Regions from separate parts of the Homo sapiens genome. Here region 2 is linked to region 1. A link is an interaction called in ENCODE POLR2A ChIA-PET data of the cell type or tissue named here. Cell type or tissue: MCF 10A. All regions are shown on one strand. Links, peaks and the distances in the headings refer to the core of each region. The heading gives the core; the rest is flanking DNA. Region 1 overlaps TENM2 (teneurin transmembrane protein 2). Region 2 overlaps TENM2 (teneurin transmembrane protein 2).

Region 1 (5,385 bases), core at 74-5,073:
AGATTTTTGATACCCAAAACAGGGCTGCTGTTTAGGAGATGGGGGGAAGAAAGTGACCATGAGCCGCACCCTCTAGAATCTTCATCCTTCTTATCTATACATCCCGTCTCCCAAGTTACAGGGAAGAGAGGCTGAGAACTTCCAATCTAATGCAAAACTGGCATTTCCTGAAGGAGGGCAAAGGTGACAGGACAAATGAAGGGACTTTGCTCAAATTCATGCCCCCAGCAGAGCTGGGCTGGAACACACAAGACTGACTTCCTATCAAATGTCCCCACCATTCCCCCACAAGGCTGAAGGTAAAACCAGTGGAACTCATAGCCAGCGTTTCATCTCACTATCCGACAAATTGGTTTCAGTTCAATCCAGCCTCTCTACGTTAATACTGAGCTTACATGACCCATATTTAACTTTTTACTGAACATATTTTTTTTTCAGATAGTGATTGCTTTAAATTTTGATTTTAAGGTCCTACTTTGTAGAGAAAAGGTTCTACTTTTCACAGTTTGTTAAGCCATCTAACTATCTAATGGTTTTGATGGCCACTTCTAAATCTTTTGAGTAAGAAAAGCAATACTTCAAACTCTTCATATTTTATAAAGGCTGTCTTTTCATAAGATGGCATCACACATATAAGTTATTAATATCTTTGAAGAATACAGAAGTTTTTTCCATATATTTTTCTCTAATGATATAGTTAAATAGATAATTGCACCCTTTTCTGTATAAACAAATAAAAGATATCTTGAACATGCAGTTATTTGAAGTACTAATCACACTTCTTGCTTACATAAACAAAGGCTTATCAAAATTATAAGTCTTCAGAAGAAGCAGATTCTACAACATTTTCTCCTCTAAGAAATATCAGCACACTATATCCTGATGCTGGACTGAGTGAACATCATTAAGATCCTTTTCTCAATTAGAGTTCCAAACAACTCTATCGTTTGCTTCCTGTCAAAACACCTGAACAAAAATATGATATGTTGCATCATTCGCTGAAGCTATTTCTCCAGTTGGAACATGAATTACGAGTCCTTCTGAAACACATCAACCAAATCAAGTTGTAACAAGGCCCTGTTTTATTCACTGCACAGATCTCAGCTAATCACTTTCTAATACGAGTCATGATTGTGCTTCATTAAGTTAGCATTTCTCTTATTTTTCCCTTATTTAGTATGTACTTCCATGGTACATACTAATGGTAGAGCCAGCAATAAGTTGAACATTTCTTGCCTTACAAGGTGTACTTCACCCGGGTCATTCTGACTTTGCTGGGCCATTTGTACTTTTACAATGTGTGGGGTTAAGAATGCTTGTTATAAAACACAGGTCTTTCTTTGTCTCTAAATAATACGTAGGCACTTGTGGTGGTCTTTAAATTCTAGGATTTTTTTTTCCATATGGAAGTTCTCACTCAATTTCTAATGATGAATGTCTCTAAATACACACTGCTGAGGTGAAGTTGTGTCTCACTGGCGGCAGAATTGAGAAACTATCACTCCTTCCAACACAGCAACCCGAGGAACTGCCTGAGGCATCCACTTCCTGTTTCCACAGGGGCAGAACAGTTGTTTAAGGCTATCTTTAAATTGGTGGCTTAGAAAATTAAAGTGGCAGAGAAGATTCAGAAACTGTATAATCCTCATCTGAATAACTTTTGTAAATGAAGCAAGAGAAAGCAGTCATCTTGTTTCCTGAAGTTAAAGGTAAGGTCTTTAGAAGGAGGGCTCATAGCATGTTTCTTGTCTATACAAGCTAATTCAAAAACTTGGTTGATTCTAAGTTGTGGTTGGCCAAGAAAGAAGCAGGTAGAGAGATCAAAGGGAATACAGGAAGGGAGTAGAATGTGGCTCCATGTTCCCCACACCTTCCCCTCCCTTCTGTTCCGGAAACAGGTGTCTTCTGCATACTTCTTGGGATCCTTCATGATTGATAATGTGGCTCTATTGTTTTTTCTTGACTGAGTCACCAGTGAAGGTAAGGTTTCTCTATTGTTTCCCTGTTGTTTTAGCAACCACTCTCCAGGGCAACTCTCTCTTTCTGAGTTATTCTACATCAGAGGAGAAACACACACACACACACACACACACACACACACACACACAAAGGATCATAATGGGACTTAAGTGATCCTTTAGGTCAAACCCCTCATACTATGGAGGGAACAAAAAAAGGTCAGGGGAAAGAAGAGATCTTCTCAGTGTCATGTAGGGGCTCACTATGGACCTGGGAAGAGAATCCCAGTGTATACATTAGCATCCCTCTCATCTATATGGATCCATTATTTTATTTTCCCTCTCATTCTCCCACATGAACCATCCCCCTGACTCTCCCACCCTTTTCCAAGAAAAAAGATCACAGTCAATGTTTTCTTGTTCTGTGATGTCCTATTGCTAGGGAGGACAGTCACTGTGGGCATTATTCTAAGGAAGGCTTTGTAGGATTTACATAGGTTCTGTTGTGGATAGAACCAAAACTATAGGAGAAGCCATTCCCCAGAAGTGTTCACAGCCAAAGCATGGCCTCTTATTGTAACTTGTGAAGAAATCCAACCTCTTGGTCAGACACAATTGTATTTGAATCTCTTCCTAGCTGTGTAAGTCTCCCATTTTAGCCTCCCCATAAATACAACGATACAATGATGAGAATAATGGTGCTTGGTTCACTTAGCTCATCTGGGGGTTAGATTTAATATGTCATGCCTGGAAGATACTGAAGACTTGGTAGCTAGGAGCTGCTATCATCTTTCTCCCATGGGCTCAGATATATTATGGGATCGTTACAAACTCTCCCCTTTCACTTAAGTCCAGTGCAGCGTCCACTCTTTTGAGGTGAATCCTTCTCTGAAAGGCACATCTCCTGAATGGCCTGCAATATCCTGCCTTATGAAAGTCACATGAAAAGGGTTAATACGACATGTCAGATTGAGGCAGCATGAACATGTGTGATTTTCTGCTTAAAACCACAAAGAAAACAAAACTTCACACAACAGAGAACTGTGTGTCAGAGCCACAGGAATTCTGCTGTGGTTGACGTCTCTGTAGGGAGACAGACATTCCAGGAAAAGTAGATTCACACTCATCCCCACTGACCAAGGCAGAGCTGGCTCTGCCTCCTCTATTAACACATGAGGAATTTCTCTCCATCGGCATTTCCCACATTAGCCGTTTCCTCACACATTCTGGGTATTTGTTCTAGCCAACCCTTCCTGATTGGAGCTGCTGGAGCTGCAGTTTCATCTAGTCTTCAATTCTTTCCTTTACTTTTTTTCTGCAACTTGACTTATTGTTTCTGACTTTCGTTTCATCTTAGTTAATAATATCCATAAAATCACAGCTTGGATGTGCTAGCTGTACATAACTACATTTATATAGATATCTATATATATGTATGTAATATATATTTCCTAAAATATATTACAATAAATAAATATTAAAACTTTTTTTTTTAAATAAAATACTTCAACCATGTGCCTCTTAAGGATATCTTGCATACTTACACCACACAGATTGGTACATGGCACCCATATATGCATTTGGAAATACTGTCCTAGATAAAATTTTATCCTTTTTTGCTTATTGCTTTTCTTTCTTTTTCTTTTCTTTTTCTTTTTTTTTTTTTTTTGAATCGGAGTGTCTACTTTGTGCCTTTCCCCCTTCAGAATGCAGTGCCTCTGAGTGAAACGTCACCAGGAAAAGAAATGTTCTAAAAATGAGGTTTTCATTATGTCCTATAGCCCAGCTAGAAAACTCAGAGAAGAGCCTACGTGCTACTTTTCATCCTGGGGACTGATGCTTGAATGTGTTAAAATGCTATTTATTTTCCGACAGACGACTTGGGCTTGGCACCATGTAAACCCAAAGTGTTTGTAGAGATTCCCTTGAGGACAAAGGAAAAATCATCTGTATAGATCAAACGTGTATTAGCTGCATTAGCAATTGGCCCCTGGAGACTGACAAAGACCTTTTTAGACAGATTTCATTGCACGGCTTTTTAAGAGCTTTCATTGAACTAGCCTTGAGCATCACAGGTATGGGGCTTTCTTCACGTCCTAAGTGTCAGAAAAGAAAGGTGGACGATGAGAAGCTGGGATGAGAACTGCTACCTTCATTGTAGATGAACCTCAACACGATGCCCATGCTCCCGTCCCTATCAATATTTCATGTTACCAGAGCCATAAGAAAACACATCTGTTGCCTTCCTGCATTGTAATATGTAGGATGGTGGAAAGATGATTATAGCACAGGTTCAAGGATTTAAAAATTCATCACCTTCTCAATTTAGAAAGCTGATTTGTGGTTAGGACTTACGAAGGCTACACAACTGAAATGATCAACTGGGGGCATAGCCTGTTCCCAAGAAATCTGGGGAGTAGGGGATGCAGTGAGAGGGAGGGGGAGGTTGGAACTGTGATTGCTCAGGCTGCTGACTGGGCCAGTGGTTGAAGGCTTCAATTTGTCAACATACTGTCAATGCAATGTTTGCTTTGTATCATGGCATGGTATGCGGAATAGAGAGAGGAAAAAAAATGCTGCCACAGTTGCAAGCCCAGAAGCAAACCCCAAGTTTTCAACAGACATGCATCTCCCTGCTCCTCCAACACTGCAACACTCTTTCTGCCATAGCTCAGTGGTTTCCAGTGCTGACCTTAGTTCCACTGTGTGTGTGTGTGTGTGTGTGTGTGTGTGTGCAGAACTTGTAAGCTCTTCAGCAAAAGGACCCTTTTCCAGAACCCTGGGCAGACACGTAATATTTCCCCTTCCTCTGAAAGCCTCCCAAATCATTCATCTGGATTGGCTTCACTTCTTTATTTCACTGCTGGAAACATTTTGGAGACTCATACAATCTTACAACCTCATCCCATCTCTACTAACTGGGATGCACACATCTCCCTCAGAATGCAGAGGCCCAGCCACTGCTCATGAAGAAACAGAGCTTCCACCCCCAGCAAAGGTGGCCAGGAAAGTCGGGTACTTTCCAGTGCTGGATACAAACCTTTGTATTTCCAGCAGCTGCCCTACAGAAGCACGAAGGAATGTTTAACCTGCAGCAAAATAGTTAGAAAGGAAATGAGTATAACTTTCTGGCCTGATAAATTATTTCATATTTCTTATGCCCTGTAGCCTGCCTTTTTTGCAGTGCTAAGTCTCAGTGGAATGAATACCAGGGATGCGGTCACCAGTCTGTGTGGCATCGGGTCCCTGACTGTGGTTCACAACATATTATTGCTTCTCTTCTGTCCCTCTCCACTCTCACTGCCTTTCTCATTTGCTTTGTCCCTTGGTCATATCACCTGGCCATCAAAGATAGGCATTGCTCAGAAAGATGGTTCTCCTTGGCTTGTGAGTATAAGACACAAATATCCTCAGGCGCAAGCCTGGA
Region 2 (5,385 bases), core at 285-5,284, 72 kb after region 1:
GTGGAAATGCCTGCTTTTTTGTTAGGGAGTAATAGAGACTGCTTGGCATAGTCCGAAGTGTACGGGGTTGAATTTTGGCTCTGGAAACATTGTTTCAAGTGAGTTGCTTCTTTATAAGCTTTGGTTTCTTGGTTAAAATTCCTATCTCAGCAGTTTTTGCAAAGGCTGGAAATAATACGTTTAAAGTGATTAGCATAGTTAGGGGCACAGGGGCATGTAAGAAGTAGCATTTAAGAAGCTTATTAGAGCATACATCCATAGAAGGAAATGCATGTGAATGTCCATGGCATCATAAGAGCCCCAAATTGGAAACAATCCAAATGTCCATCAACTGCTGGATAAAGAAAACGTGGTAAACCTGTATCAGCAGAATACCATTCAGCAATAAAAAGAATGAACTACTGATACATGCTATGCATAGATGAACCTACAAACCATCATGTAATACATTATATAAGCCCATTGATAAGCAATGCCCAGAAACCTCACTTTTATAGAGACAAGAAAAGTAGATCAGTATTGGCTAGGACTGGGGGTAGAGTAGATTAACAGCAAATGGCCAGTAGGGAATTTTTGGATGATGAAAATATTCTAAAAGTGGAGGATGTTGTTGGTTGTTCAACTCCATAAATTTGCTGAAAATTGTGGAAAGCTAAAAATAGCTTCTAATGTGTGGATTTTATGGTATGTGAATTATACTTCAAAAAGCTATTTTTTAAAAAGTGTGTGAGAATACCGAGGGGAACTTCAGCAGTAAGAAATCTCCCTACATTTCATATTGAGAACAGTGTCTCAAGGCTTACGATGGAGCTCCACACCATAGCCAGCATGGAGACACTGGCTTCTTTGGGCAGAGATGGCAGAGCCAACATTCTCTGAGGCTCTTGGGAAATACATTGCTGTCTTCGCAGCACTTGCAACAAGCCAGAATTATAGAGGATGGTTGGAGCAGCCAATGTCCGCAGAAATGCGGGCCTGGACAACATTGCCTCCATCAGGGGTAGCCACCTGGACTATTTTTAAATAAGAAATTTTGGTACTTCACATTCCTGCGTTTTAGCCCTACTTTCCAATTCCATCTCATTGTAATGATTAACAGTCAATCCACCAATTTGAGAAGAATTCATATGACGTGCTGTTCTGATGAGCATCTATATAGGGGCTGTTGGTTGTTGCCTGTCTAGAAAGTTTATTCAAAGAGAGACAGGTGATGTTGATACTTGGTGCTCAGTGTCACATGGAGACAAAAAGATACCTGGAAGACCATGAGTCAGTCACAAACATACAAGTTCCCATAAAAGGGGAATAATTGACATATTAAAATCTATAGGTCCTAGGTCCTAGGAGGATACTAAACCCATCACGGTTTTTTTGTTTTGTTTTGTTTTGTTTTGTTTGTTTGTTTGTTTTGTTTTAGAGAGAGACAGACAGAAAGAAAGAACAGTGTCCACAATACATCAATTAAAACCTGCCATTTCCCCAAAGCTATCAGCTGCAGAGTGGCTGCCAGAAGTCCCCCTTCTCTGAGGGTGTCTTGAAAATGAGCACCTGGGGCGGCCAGAGCTATTAATAGGTGGAAGGAACGATATAAAATGTCACAATGCACCTTTCCAAATAAAAACGTGTCCAGACTTCTCCAGGAGAGAAGCAAGAGAGGAAAATGGCCCAAAGTACTTAAAAATCATTGCATTTTCCTTTTTCTGAACTCCTACTATATATTACAAGGGAGAACTTGTCACTTCTAAGGTGTCTGGCCTCTCTCACTGCAGTTCTGAAGAGTCCCATAACTCAGTCATGGCTAGGAGGGTCTTTTTGCTTCATTCTTTTCACAACAGGGGCCAGAGAGGCACTGTTCCTGTTCCAACAAGAGACTGTGTGGGTAAGAGATGTTGACTGTCATCAAGATACAGCAGTGAGGAAGGATGGGGATCTCCTGACGCTTTTTCTTCAACTGCCTGATGCCTAGTCCAGACAGGGAGGAGGAATTTGGGACCCTGAATCCGTAAGAGCTTAGTAAGTATACTCAGAATCTCCAAATATGCTTGGAGATAGATTTCAGGATAATCACCATGAATTTGTTGTTAGCATGATGATTTTGTAATAAGGCTGAATAAACAGATTCTGTGTCTGGAGAAAATAAGTTTTAGCTTCTGCTGGTTTCTAGAATTTAACCTTGAAATTCAAAAGCTGTGTGAGCACAGGCAAGCCACTTAACTGCTATAGACATGGGTTTCTCCAATTATAAAATAAGAGACTCCAGCATAATGATTATTCAAGCTCACTTCTAGTTTCATAATTCCTGGATTGTATCAATGAGGTAGGAATGTTGCCCCTGGAACAGATTCAAGAATGCTCTCAGTGAGGGGTAAGGTCAGTAGTCATCGCTTCAGTAGGGGCTGATTAAAAGATCTACTTTTTCTTCTTTCTTTTTCTTTTTAATAGCAAAGGTTTCTCTATTTCTCTCCAATCGAACTATCAAGCTTATAGTTGCTATAATTTAACTTTATTACTCTTTTGTCTTGTCAATAAGAACATAATAGTGTCCTTAAAGAAAATGACAGCTTTTTTCTTTCTCTTTGAGGTTTATTTCAAACAATTTTCTCTTTTCCTGATGAGGCTGAGCCGTGTTTGCCATTGCATATTGTGTTCTCTTAATGGGAAGGTTTTCAAACACAGGGAAGAAAAAGAAAAGACTGCTTTTTAAAAACTTATTTATTTATTTAATTGTTTGATAAGCCTTTTTGTCGGTTCGAATAGTTACCCTAAACATCATTTAAGAATCGTGGCCTCTTTGCAACGCAGTGCATTTTGAGAATGATGTCTCTTTTTGTCTTTCTAATGATGTCTTGCCCAGTCACTCAATGCGCTCACATTGCCCCTCCTTCTAAGGCCCTCAGTCCCCATGTTTTCCCTCTGCAAACAGTAGGGGCCAAGCAGCTTTAAAGCTTTTTGATCAGGTTTCATGCGGGGAGACATTATGCATTAACTGGCATATTGGAACTACCACTGAGGCACTATTAGTCAACAACTATTGGACTTTTACACTCTAGCCTCAGCTGCTCTCCAGTAAGTGTAGTCCCAGGTCTTATACTAAAAGACAAAAGACAACCATGTGTAGGTGTGTATGTTGTTTTGTTCGGTGTTGAGAGGAAGTCAAGGATTTGGATTATCGATATGGCGGCTCAGAATGGGTGGTTTGTTGTTGTTGTTGTTGTTGTTGTTGTTGTTGTTGTTGTTGTTTTTAAGACAAGGTCTCACTCTGTCACCCAGCACCCAGGCTGGAATGCAGTGGCATGATCATAGCTCACTGCAGCATCAAACCCCTGGGCTCAAGTTGTGCTTCTGCCTTAGCCTCCTGAGTAGCTGGGACTATAGGCACATGCTACCATGCCCAGCCAATTTTCTGTCTTTCTTTCTTTCTTTTTTTTTTTTTGGTAGAGATGGTAGGTAGGTTGCCCAGGCTGGTCTCAAACTCCTGGCCTCAAGTGATACTTCTGCTTCAGCCTACCAAAGCTTAGGCATCTTATATTCTAATGATCCAGATGGCAAATTTGAATGAATGGAACACAGATACTCAAATCTGCAAACATGAGTTCTTTTAGCCCAATGCCTCCTTCCCTTTTTCCTCTTCCCTAGTTTACTCAACAAAAGCTCTCTCTTAATTCCATTTTGTTTGAGAACGTTGATTGGTTTCTGATAGGAGCTGCTAACATACTAACCACATGGACATATACACAGCAAGAAAAAATGACAATATATTGGGTGAAGAACCTTAAAAATCAGGAAATACTATTTTTAGAATTAGTTTTCTGACTTTAAGCCTGTGAACTTCAGGGTTTTTTTTTTTTTAATTTATCTATGTAGAGGTTGGGTTAAATAATATGTGTGGTTCCATTCAAATTTAAATTCTGGGGTAAGCACTATAGGAATAAAAACAAAAGTTAAGGGGATAAAAATAAAAGTTAAGGGGATAGTGAGCTCCAAATATCTTGGCTGGAAAAGTGGGAATTATTGGGGGAATGTGGGAATTAGTTAAGAGTGAATATCAGATTATGAAAAGTTTCAAAAGCTCAGCATAAGAAAACTCTAGGCTTATGACAGAGTTAGTTTAGGTTCATGAAGATAAAGTAGAGCAATTAATTGCCACTTAGGATATTTCTTTTGGCAATAATCTGCAAGATACAGGTAGGAGGTTGTCTTTGAAGAAAGAGGGACTTGATATGACAAGGGATGGACTCTGGGTGTGGTGTGTACTCATTGTTCCTGCATCCAATCAAAACAGAAAAGGGTGGCTTCAAATTCCATGACAACCAGGGCCCTGTTTGTCCACAGGCTTAATACAGTTTCTAGAAATAATAACAGGTGCCGAATGCATGAGGGTTGATTTTCTAAAAAGTGGCACAGCTCCTTTTAGATACATTGGGAATGAGGGGCTGAAGATGGTGAAGCGTCAGTGAGGTCTGATTTTTTTCTTCTTGAGAAGAAAGGCGGAAGATGGTGGTATGTTAACAAGGCAAGTGAGAAGGTAGACTGAGTCGCTGAACCAGAAGTAACAATGATTTTTCAATATGTTGAAGCTGAGGTGATAGCAGAATCTGAAAATCAGGGGAGATGCTGTGATTAGGGGCCTCCATTCCCGGACCTGTAGATCTGAGAGGAATTTGTGTAGAGGTAATAGCTGAAGACTGTGTGTGAAGCCAAGGCAGACTTGCTGCAGACATTGCCCCTTTTCAGAGATGACCCACAACTGGAAAATCCAAGAGAACAACACACTTTAAGTGCTAAAACCTGAACCAACAAGGCCATTTCTCCACTGATTCCTTTTTGAAGATCATGAATCTTATTTTTCCTCTCTAACTCATCCTTTCTTAACCCTATTTTCCTAAATCTATCCATTCAACACATACTTGTTGAGCATCTAATCTGGGACAGGCACAGTTAAGGATGCTGGAAAAAAATAGTGGCCACAACATAAAGTGCCAAAGTCTGTGGAGCTTACTCTTGACAGTACCAAGTTTAAGAAGAAGAAAGAATTTCACAGTGGAAAAGATAGGGACTGGGTGGAGTGGGCAAAATCACTTAACTTCAGGGAAGGCTTTTTCAAGGAGGTAACTTCTGAGCATAAGAATGAGCTTCTCAGATTGAGGAGAAGGACAAGACGCAGCTATAGGGAAAGAGTGTACAACAAAGAGGAAACAGTAAGTGCCAAGGTTCTCAGATGGGAATGAGCTCGGCACATCTGCAGGGTTGACAGAAGACATGCCAAGGTTCTCACGTTGGAATGAGCTTGGCACGTCTGCAGGGTTGACAGAAGACTGAGGTGGTTGGAGCCCAGTAGCGGGAGGAAGCAGTGGGTGCTGATGAAGTCAAGGAGGGCCTAGGGAT

The links. ChIA-PET counts read pairs that join two places held together with the same protein. Peaks named below come from ENCODE experiments on the same cell type or tissue, not always from the same donor. Only the 100,000 strongest peaks of a DNase experiment are listed, where the experiment ranks them.
Region 2: POLR2A ChIA-PET joins it to region 1 with 6 read pairs; 2 of 35 experiments call an interaction of 5 or more read pairs at or near these places.

Annotation. Positions count from the first base shown.
Region 1 is chr5:167,812,696-167,818,080 of GRCh38, reverse strand. The region is part of intron 4 of TENM2 (teneurin transmembrane protein 2); the gene reads right to left. Among named protein-coding and RNA genes, the nearest start is that of TENM2-AS3, 140 kb to the left of the region's middle. In MCF 10A, for the core only: no CTCF peak of the experiment used is centred there; DNase peaks (open chromatin) are centred at 1,020, 1,530, 1,900 and 3,070.
Region 2 is chr5:167,740,833-167,746,217 of GRCh38, reverse strand. The region is part of intron 4 of TENM2 (teneurin transmembrane protein 2); the gene reads right to left. Among named protein-coding and RNA genes, the nearest start is that of TENM2-AS4, 83 kb to the right of the region's middle. In MCF 10A, for the core only: no CTCF peak of the experiment used is centred there; a DNase peak (open chromatin) is centred at 2,327.